Regions from separate parts of the Homo sapiens genome. Here region 1 is linked to region 2. Evidence: read pairs that join two places in POLR2A ChIA-PET (ENCODE). Cell type or tissue: MCF 10A. All regions are shown on one strand. Each heading gives the region's core, and the rest is flanking DNA. Links, peaks and the distances in the headings are about the cores only.

Region 1 (5,393 bases), core at 171-5,170, 300 kb after region 2:
AAAGGATAAAGTAAAAGATGATTTTTGGAATACAGAGAAAAGTGAAACAACTCAGAAACAGTCACATACCACATGTTCTCACATATCAGTAGGAGTTAAATAATGTGTACAGATGGATGTAGACTGTGGAATAATAGATATTGGAGACTCAGAAGGCTGGGAGGGTTGGGAGGTGAGTGAGGGCTGAAAAAATGACTTAATGGGTACAATGTACACTATTTGAGTGATTGTTACACCTAAAGCCCAGACTTTACAACTATGTAATATATCCATGTAACATAACTGCAACTGTACCCCTTAAGTTTATGGTTTTTTTAAAGAAAAGAAAAAAATCTCATTCAGATTGGAGTTATGAAAACAAATAGGAGACAGTGGTGGAAGGAGAGACTTGGACACAAAGGAGAGGGGAAGAATAAGGCTTAGCCATAAGTATGGGTTGCCCTCTTCCCCATCCTCTCTTTTTAAAGAAGCCTGTGTTAATTATAATGCCACTTGGGAATAGAAACAATGAGTTAGTAAGATGCCTTCAGGATTAGATCTGATGACAGATTCTCTGAGGTCAGACACCGAGCATGGTGTGGAAAAATATCCAAAAGATTATGAAGCTCCTAAGAGGGATGCAGAAAGGCTGAAAGAATTTCATTGGACTAGGATAAACATGCATTCGTATCCACGGGACACGCTGACTGGATGCATTTTGGATCATACAAGCTGAAGACCCACATGGTAGGACCATGGATACCTACTGCACATGTATCTGAGACAGAAGTTCAAGCGCCATGCCTGAGCCAAGTGAGTTACACCTCAGTGAAGACAGAATATGGCTGTGAACCACAAGCCTTCTTGTCAAAAACAGGATCTAGAGTACCCATCAAAAGAAAAGAATGGTAAGAGGAGATTCCAAAATTAACTGAATGTGTCTCCAAAGAAGACTGAGAACTAAAAAAAAAAAAAACTGAGAGGACCTTGAACTATCTAGGTTTCTGTTTTGACTACTAACAGCTGCTGGAGAGCTAAAGTTGGTGTTTATATTTTTTTGTCCTCAGATACTCTATTCATTGTGACACATAGCCAACAATATAGACAATATTATAATGACAAGAGTAGATATAATGCATGTTTAACTATGGCAAACATCAAGGATGCTTCTGTGATAGATGGAAGGGAGAATAAGGAAAGAAAGTTATTGCTCTGTCAGAAGAGGTACAAATAGCCTTCATTAAACAAGGGCTGACATGAGCATGCTGTGCAACTGTGTAGCTTTAAGCAGTATAGTTATGGTAATTAAAAGAATGATTTCTATTTTTAAAACAATATTTATAGGTAGATGTTTATTAAAGTTGAAGCCATGTTTCTATACATACATTTTAAATTATTCATGATTTATATGACTCTCCTCCCGTACCTCCTCCTCTTCGTCCTTTCCTTCTAGAAGGTAAACATTGGCAATGGCCCTATAAAAATGATTTGAAGTGAAAGCTGCCATAATTTTTTATCACTGTCTTATCAATACAGTGATGTGACATTTTATAAGTTTAAGTTCAGTATCATCACAGGTAAAGTTAAGTCTTTATTTAAAATTTCCAGAATCAATAACTGAGCCTGGTAACATGGCCCAATATTTCAGTTCTTTTCTGGTGCAACATTGCCTATACCATATCCTTTCTGCTGCATTTTAAAATATTATTTCTTATCTCCAAGGAGCTAAAAATGGCTAGCTGGAGTATCAGGAAATACCTTGCTTTTTCCTCTTTAGCTGTTTCTTCTTCAGGTAGACTTAACTCCATTCATTCATTTAGTCATTCATTATTGTGTCTACCATATATGCCAGTTCAAATGATTTATTATTTTAATTTTTTGAAAGTTTATGTTGAAATATTTATTTTACTATTATATGTGGCCAGAGTCTCTATGATTTGCTTAAATTGGAAGCATTTAAACACTTTAATCAATTTTGAGAGTAATAGTTTCCACATCCCAAGGTCCTGATTGCTTCTGAAATGATGGGCTCATAGCTATGCTATGAGCCACAGAAACATGCAAAGTAGGTTCTCAAAATTAAGATATAAATTAGATTATTAAAAAAGCTCAGAGCTAGACAGTGGGCTAAAAAGTATTATGAGTATTCTGATAGGCTCTATTTGTTACTCAGATGCAAGTCGAATGGTACAATCATTTTCATGGTGTGGTGCAACAATTCCAGAGGGTAACATTCACAACAACCATGGCAAAAATGGAATTCCTGGTATTATGCATAATAATGATTCTACACAGCCATTCTGCAAACTCCACCACTACCACTTCCACCACCTCTGTCCCTTCTTTCGTCAAATATATTTGTGTGCTTACTAATAGGTGATCCCTTTCCCAGTATTCATCAGGCCAGTCTTGGTGGTCTCACTCCCCTTGCCATCACAGTTTAAAAATGTGACCCAACAAGGGTGAGAATAAATCCCCTGATGGCTTCTGGATAATGGTTTCCCTTACAAAAAAAGAGACATAGAGCAAGACAACACTCCTCTTCTTCCATTGGATGTAGTCTTGTCTCATGTGATGTTTGAAGCTGTTGCACCCATAATGTGGAGTAAAAATCACCAAAATATTCAAGATAGTAGAAAAGAAACCCAGGAACTTCCCTACCCTTATATTTTTATTGAGAGATAAATAAACCCCTTAGTTCTTGAGCTACTGTTAGTTTCTCCTTCTCTTACTTGCAACCAAAAGCATCCTTAATGAAAGCCACGAATTTGGCTACTGCATTTATGAGTATGGAAATGAAAAAGAATTGTGTTACTTCTTGTCATATCTTCTGACCAGAAAATACAAAATGAAACAAAACAAATCCAACCTTCTGGTGTTTCCACCAGTCTCACTATGGGACTGCAAGTCACTGCCTCTTGGTTTACAAAGGACATAATTAACATTTGGTGTTTACCAGTTGTTTTGGGGAGGTGGAGAAACAGTAGTAAATAAATTAACTTGGTTTTTAAAAATTAATTGGCTGTGATACTTGGGAGATCACAATATAGTATGGACTCCTAAAACACAGTTGATCCACTTGGTAATTCTGTGTGGATCTAGGGATTTATTTTTCTGTACCTGTATAACTGCCTTTCTCAATACCTGAGGCTCTCTTCACCTCTCTTTACCCAGATAGTTGGAAATCTGATTGTTGTGAGTATGACACCTGTGCGTATGACTCCACATGGAAAAAAAAAAAAGATAATATTTAGAAAGTGCAGCCAGATTTCTCAGAGGTGATACAGCCCAGACCTTGTCACTTTTGGAAATGATAATAATAAACACACTCGAAGCAGGGCACTTATTTTTATTTATTTATTTCATAATTTCAACTTTCATTTTAGATTCAGGAGCTACATGTGCAGGTTTGTTACATGGTTATATTTCATGATGCTGAGGTTTGGGATACAAATGATGCTGTCACCCAGGTAGTGAGCATAGTCCCTAACATTTAGTTTTTCAACCTTGCCCCTTTCCCGTCCTCCTCCTCTTATAGTCCCCTGCATCTATTATTGCCATATTTATGTCCATGAGTTCCCCATGTTTAGCTCCTACTTATAACTGACTACATATAGTATTTGGTTTTCTGTTCAGCAGGGCATGTTAGATAGCAGACAGATTGTACTTAAATATGCCTTTTTCTGATTACCTGTAAACCTATGCTAATGAGGATGGACGCCTAACACTGCAATCTATTTGTTTGTTTAATTTAGGTTGAGAGTCATTATTCCTATCTGTTGCCAACTAATAGGAAAGAGTACAAAAAAGGAGAACTTTTCAGTTATAAGGCTCAAGTCAACCAACATCAGGTCACTTGATAATGGTAGACCTGGCAGGGGTCCAAGGCAGGGGATCCTTCAAATATATTGTGGATGTCTTCACTCCTGTGATGGCTGTGAACTGTGGTGGAGCATCTATGTATCAGCAAGAAGGAGAGAAGAAAAGCATCAAAAAAGAGAAAGTGAATGGATATTACTTTCTTGGAAAAAAACACAGTATTTAGTGTTCTCAAAAGGAGAATTTTATTTTTCTTGTTTTAAATAATAATAATAAAAAAACCCGCATGGCTTGTGGCCTTAAGGAGAGAAGCACAGGTACAAGGCTGCTTTTGTACTCTATTAAGGTTGAGATTAAAGTCCCTACTGATAAACTGAACATTCTTTAAAAGTGACCAGAAGCAAACAGTGTCTGTTTGCTGCTACTTTATTACAAAGACACCACTGAGAATAGCTAAGAATATACTATTTGATCTTTAACAGGTTGACCAAATGATTGCAGTTGGCTCCAGTACATGAGATGCTTTCTGCAAATTATTGTTTCTAGTTATAAACCTTTATAATATCTCAGAATGAATTATGTATGTATTTCATGTTTTCTTTTCTGTTATCAGCCTTGATGTTCTCATTTCAAGTTTCACCCTAGCCTCCTAATAATGCAATATTGAGGCCATTCAGACACTAATTATGCCTCCGTGGCTTTTTTGAAATGACTAAATCAGCATCAGTTCTATAATTATCATTAGCAAGTTTGCATCAGTGGCTCACATCACTTGAAAAGCTCAACTTAAATGATTTGTGAATGTACTCATCTGATACATTGAACACTCTCCATAGATACAAACAGGTGCTTGCATATTGCTTTATGTAAAATGGAAAGTCTGCACATGCATATTGTATGAAATACATTTTCAATTCAATATTAAAATATTATTTCCATACTTGAAATATTAAGCTATATAGAGACACCCAAGATACCTGTGCTTTAAAAGCTCAGTTGGGGTGAGCAGTGTAAGGAAATAGAAAACTATTACTCATACTTAAGGCTAGACCTGATGTCTTCCTCATTTTCAGAATGTTCAAATAGGAATCTGGCAAGGATGATTGACAGGAAGAAGTATCCAAATGCAATTCATCTGTATTTTCATTGTTTCTATTCTTGAATTATTGATATTGCCAGTAGTCGTTTGCCATGAAAACAAATCAAAATACGTATGGTAAGCACTTACTTGAATGCAACACTTTTACATGTTAAAAAATATTTACAGTACACCATGCTTATAATTTAACAAAATGGCAAACTGGTAGGGAGAATAACTATAGCAAAAAAAAAAAAAAAGAGCATGGTACAAATTATAATCTTAATTCTATGACTCAATGTATAAATGTCGTATGAGAAAATATTACAGGAGAAGAAAACAGCTACTGAGAGGAGAAACCGTGAAGATTTCTTTGTATCTCTTAGAAAGGAAAAGACTCACCTTAAACAGGGAAAACCTGATAAGAATTTATGAATTTAGGTCTCTTTAGGAATAGTGGAACATATATGAAAAGCTAAGCCATTGTACTTCCCAGTGGCAATCACTTTATATATGT
Region 2 (5,393 bases), core at 164-5,163:
TATTTACAGCTTATTATAAGGAAAGGATACAAATTAGAACCAGTCAAGAGTAGTGAATCAGTGCGAAGCCTGGAAAGATGCCAAACAGAAACTTTTCATCGTCTGCAAGGACACATGATTCTTCCAGCATGGAAGTGTGACAATAGTTAAAGAATATTGCGGCCGGGCGCGGTGACTCACGCCTGTAATCCCAGCACTTTGGGAGGCCGAGGCGGGCAGATCACGAGGTCAGATCGAGACCATCCTGGCTAACATGGTGAAACCCCGTCTCTACTAAAAATAAAAATAAATAAATAAATAAATAAATAAATAAAATTAGCCGGGAGTGGTGGCAGGCGCCTGTAGTCCCAGCTACTGGGGAGGCTGAGGCAGGAGAATGGCGTGAACCTGGGAGGCAGAGCTTGCAGCAGTGAGCCGAGATCGCACCACTGCACTCCAGCCTGGGCAACAGAGCTAGACTCCGTCTCAAAAAAAAAAAATTAAAAATAAACATAAAAATAAATAAATAAATAAAAGAATATTGCCAAACGGGGAAGCTCCTTCATGGTGCAGAATTTTTCCTAGGGCTTTATGATGTAAGCTCAACTGTTAGAATCATCGCTCATATGGTTTAACCCAATCTCCGGCCTCTTCCCTTTCTCCCTCTAATCCCATGGTTGGGCTTCCAGGTAGCAGCCCCCACCATGAGTCATCTGCTTAGCAAAAACTAGGAGCTCACCATGAGTTACATGGATAGCATGAGCAATCAGAGGTGGTATGGTGCAAAGGTCCCCATCAATAACAAGGAAATGCCTATTGCACAGAATATTCCAAGAATTTGGAGGTTAACTTCCAGAATTCAGGGACAGAAGCCAGGCTGCTCTTTGCATAGAGGCAAAATCTTTGATGGAGAGATAGATATTCTGAGACTCTATGGTCTTATATGCATATATCCTGTTTCTCATCATACTTTTGCCTACTAATTTACCATCCATTTGCGATTTTTGTCTGCAATAATTATTACTATAAAGTCTGCCAATTGATGACTGACCTTGCTCTTAAGAAAAACAAATAGAAGTATTTATGGGTAAAGGGATCCATCTGCAATTTACTTTGAAAATGTTAAAAGGAAATAACGTGCATATATTTTAGAGAGACAGAAAGAGAATTGTGAAGAAAATGTAAAGCTAATATTTGGGAAATCTGGGTAAGGGGTCTAAGAGAATTCTCTGTTATTCTCAGAACTTTTCTATAAGTCTGAAATACTGTAAAAATAAAAAGTTAAAACTTAAATACCAATAGTACATATTATTGGGACTATTTATGGGTTTGAAACCCCAAAGTAATATGGATTGACACCAAAGATAAATCTTCAAATTATAGGTAGTGGTAATAGGTTGTTGGATTTCTTTTATATTTATCATAGTATTTTTATTACTAGTTTTCAAGTAAAAAAATAGAGGGATCTAGAGAAGGTAGAGTTGTTGGGTAGTATCAGCATTCTTGCCTCTGAAAATGGACATAAAGAGGATTTAGTTATTTGACCTATTAAGTATCCTGTTTAATTAAATTGTCTCAGGATCTGTTCAGATAACTTACTAGGAAACTCCAGGGAATAGTGAATTGTTCCGGCCCAGGACTTTTAGAAAATGCCCAACTCATGCTTACTAAAGGCTTGTTTAAAATTATTTTAATCAAACTAAAATAAAATTGTGGAGATTCTATTTTACTAATTAATAAATCTGTGGAAATGTAGAAACAATACTAGTAAAAAGTGTTCACTTCAATTGTAACTCCATATTCACCAAAAAAAAAAATCTAAAATGATAAGATGTGTTTTGGTGATAGAATTGTGGACTAAAATTCTAGACAAATTCCCTAGAAAAAAAATGAATAGGAAAGAAAAAATGTAATGCAGTATCTGTAATTCAGCTCTAATTTGTAAATTTGTTTGTGGTTTTATTAAGATTTGTAGTGAGCAATTGCTTTCCCCAGGCTAAGCACTATTTTGTTATAACCATGACTACATTATTTTCCCTGCATCACCAAATTGCCTCATAAGAAGAAGGTGTCATCTTTTGAGTAGTGTGGGCCACATTTCCACCAGCAGCAGCCAACTGATTATACTCTGCCAGTTCACTGGGACCAGTCCAGGAGTCAGAGTTTGCCAATGTGCTGGGAGAGGTCCAGCAACTCTTTGGCAGTAGAATGGTCTTACCTGGAAGAGCTGTGGTGGTCTGGATGGAGCAATTCCCTGAGCTGAGCTCAACAGCCTAAGGACATGGATCAAAAGAGTCCTCTGCTGGCTAAGGCTCAGGTGACTTCCGAGCAGGTTTCTGGGGGAAGTTCAGCAAACCGCTAAGATAAATCCACTAGAAACCATCTGACAATAAATTAAGGGAAATTTATTGTCAATTTCTCAATTGTCAAAAACTCAATGGCAATACTCCAAAAGTTACAAAAGCAATCCATTAGAAATTAGAAGCATTGCATAGATTCATAAGTAGAATTCTTGGCAGTCTGGTGAGTACACTAATTTTTTTCATTTTTCTTTTTTTTTTTTTTGCTGTTTTTTTTGCAGAAGAACATCAAAATGGTATAGAAACACTAAATCAATTTTTAAATATATCTTTATAAAATATTTACATGTTACATTAAAATATGAATACTCACAATATCTCTCCTAGGATTCTAACACTATGTATATATCAAAGCTAACTAGTATAAAAATAAGTCTGGTTTACATTTTGTATCTTCTAGTATTATTAGGATGATTGAAGGTCAGGGGGCTGGTGGGTGCAAGTTGGAAAACAATTTATTATAAGAAAATAAATTTCTCTTATGAGTAAAATTAAAATCAGTTCTTCAGAACTGAAAAAAGATAAATACCAATTTAGTCTTGAAATTGATTTAATTTTGTTTCTCTCTGGGCAAAAAACACTATTGATTTTCAGTTTAGTATCAATAATGAAAAAAAATTCATCCTCAATCCCTTATCACTGCTCTGAAAGTCCATTTACACATTTACTTATCTATTTATATCAACCAGAGTTGACTGAATAAAATTTCAGAGTTTATACTACTAATAGATATTCATAATATGATATCTCTCAGAAGCGAAGTGAAAATCAAATAGAAAAATTATAAAAAAGAGAAAGAATATTTCTGTTGCAAATTTTCACTTTTATAATGGTCATTTTCATATAAGATGTATTAGCAGTTTCTGAATCATGTTGATATATGTGTCAAATAATTACCGACTCACTACTAGTTGTCAGACTAGTATTTCAGTATTATAAGGATGTTACAAAATATGTGTAAGATACAAGTTTTACAATGGAAGATCTTATAATCATACATATTTGAATTACTATTTTGTCTAAGTCAAAAAGCTTCAAATTAAATAAAGAAGACAATAATACCATGTCCTAAACCTAAAAGAACTATAATTTAAGGATGTCTTCTTTTTAAATAACAATTCACAAGACCAAAGTTTTTTTAAAAAATTTCTTACAAGGTTATTATAAATTGTTATAAATTGTCATTTATAATAACCTTGTAAGAAATCAAGATAAGTTTATGGTAAATCAAGAAAATGTTTAGACAAGAGGAAGAAAAGTTTTCATCCATAAGATGTTTTTTCAGAGTTTTTATTTTGTCATATTAATATGTGATTTGTTTTTGACAATGCTTAATGGAGAGAACTTAAGTTTTGTAAAGAGTAAAAGTAAGAAAAGACAAATTCTTTTGCCTGATTGGAATGAAGTTATTTTAAAACCATATAAGTGACCCTTAAGATCTTTGGTGCATAGGACAAGGCAGGATAAGCGCTTGCTATTTTCCATAGTATGTTTTGGTAGAACACCATAGATTTTGGGACAAGGACACAGTACACTATAATTTGGTTGCTTTCTAAAAAAATCTGTTTACCAGTTGAAAATTATGTTCTGAGATAATAATAGAGTAAAATTTACAATGCTTTCAAAACATGTATTGATATTTAATCAGGCTACTGTTTAAACAGCTGATCCTATAACATTTTACACAAATATTGGATTTTCTGGTATCATTCTATAGATATTCAAGGACCCTTTCGTATTACTTTTCAAGTAACAGTATCAAAATAGCATGAGGTTTATAATCATTCAGCACTTAACTTTTAAATGTTAGCATTTGTGCGTTGTTGGAATAACTGCACTGAATCTGGAGTTTCATTACATCACAAATAAAATACTTGCAGACATTCCTTTTGTTCCTTTGTCATTATAGCAGGTGAATATAAACAGATCACTATAAAAGTATGTGATTTTTCAAACAAAACAGTGTAAGATTTTCATATAGTGAAAGCTATACTTTGCTTAAATAGAATGTTACCTTAGAACGAAGTTTATTTATACAAAATAAGTGATATGGTTTGGCTCTGTGTCCCCACCCAACTCTCATCTTGTAGCTCCCATAATTCCCACAGGTTGTGGGAAGGAGCCAGTGAGAGATGATTGAATAATGGAGGTGGGTGTTTCCTGTGCTGTTCTCATGATAGTGAATGGGTCTCACAAGATTTGATGGTTTTAAAAACGGGAGTTGCCCTGTACAAGCTCTCTTTGCCTGCTGCAATCCACATAAGATGTGATTTGCTCCTCCTTGCCTCTCACCAGTATGAAAATGGACTAATATAGAAAACTGGTACCAGTAGAGTGGGTGTTGCTGAAAAGATAACCAAAAATGTGGAAGTGACTTTGGAACTGGGTAACAGGCAAGGTTGTTAACAGTTTGGAGGGCTCAGAAGACAGGAAAACATGGGAAAGTTTAGGACTTCCTAGAGACTCATTGAATGGCTTTAACAAAAATGCTAATAGTGAATGAACAATAAGGTCCAGGCTGACATGGTCTCAGATGGAGATGAGGAACTCATTAGAAACTGGAGCTAAGGTGACTCTTGTTGTGGTTTAGCAAAGAGATTCGTGGCATTTTGCCCCTGCCCTAGAGATTTGTGGAACTTTGAACTTGAGAAAGATGATTTAAGGTATCTGGTGGGAGAAATTTCTAAGCAGCAAAGCATGCAAGAGGTGACTTGGGTGCTGTTAAAGGCATTCAGTTTTATAAGGGAAGCAGAGCAAAAAGGTTTGGAAAAATTGCAGCCTGATAATGCAGTAGAAAAGAAAATCCCATTTTCTGAGGAGAAATTCAAGGCAGCTGTAGAAATTTGCAGAATTAACAAGGAGACAAATGTTAATCACCAAGACAAAGGGGAAAATGTCTCCAGGGCATGTCAGAGGTCTTCCCAGCAGCCCAACCCATCCCAGGCTAGGAGCCCTAGGAGGAAAAGATGGTTTCATGGGCCAGGCCAGGGCCCCCTGCTCTGTGCAGCCTAGCAACTTGGTACCCTGCTTTCTGGCTGCTCCAGCCATGGCTAA

What was found. ChIA-PET counts read pairs that join two places held together with the same protein. Peaks named below come from ENCODE experiments on the same cell type or tissue, not always from the same donor. Only the 100,000 strongest peaks of a DNase experiment are listed, where the experiment ranks them.
Region 1: POLR2A ChIA-PET joins it to region 2 with 5 read pairs; 3 of 35 experiments call an interaction of 5 or more read pairs at or near these places.

Annotation. Positions count from the first base shown.
Region 1 is chr2:163,742,308-163,747,700 of GRCh38, reverse strand. No RefSeq gene overlaps it. Among named protein-coding and RNA genes, the nearest start is that of FIGN, 9.0 kb to the right of the region's middle. In MCF 10A, for the core only: no CTCF peak of the experiment used is centred there; no DNase peak of the experiment used is centred there.
Region 2 is chr2:164,041,578-164,046,970 of GRCh38, reverse strand. No RefSeq gene overlaps it. Among named protein-coding and RNA genes, the nearest start is that of FIGN, 310 kb to the right of the region's middle. In MCF 10A, for the core only: no CTCF peak of the experiment used is centred there; a DNase peak (open chromatin) is centred at 2,160.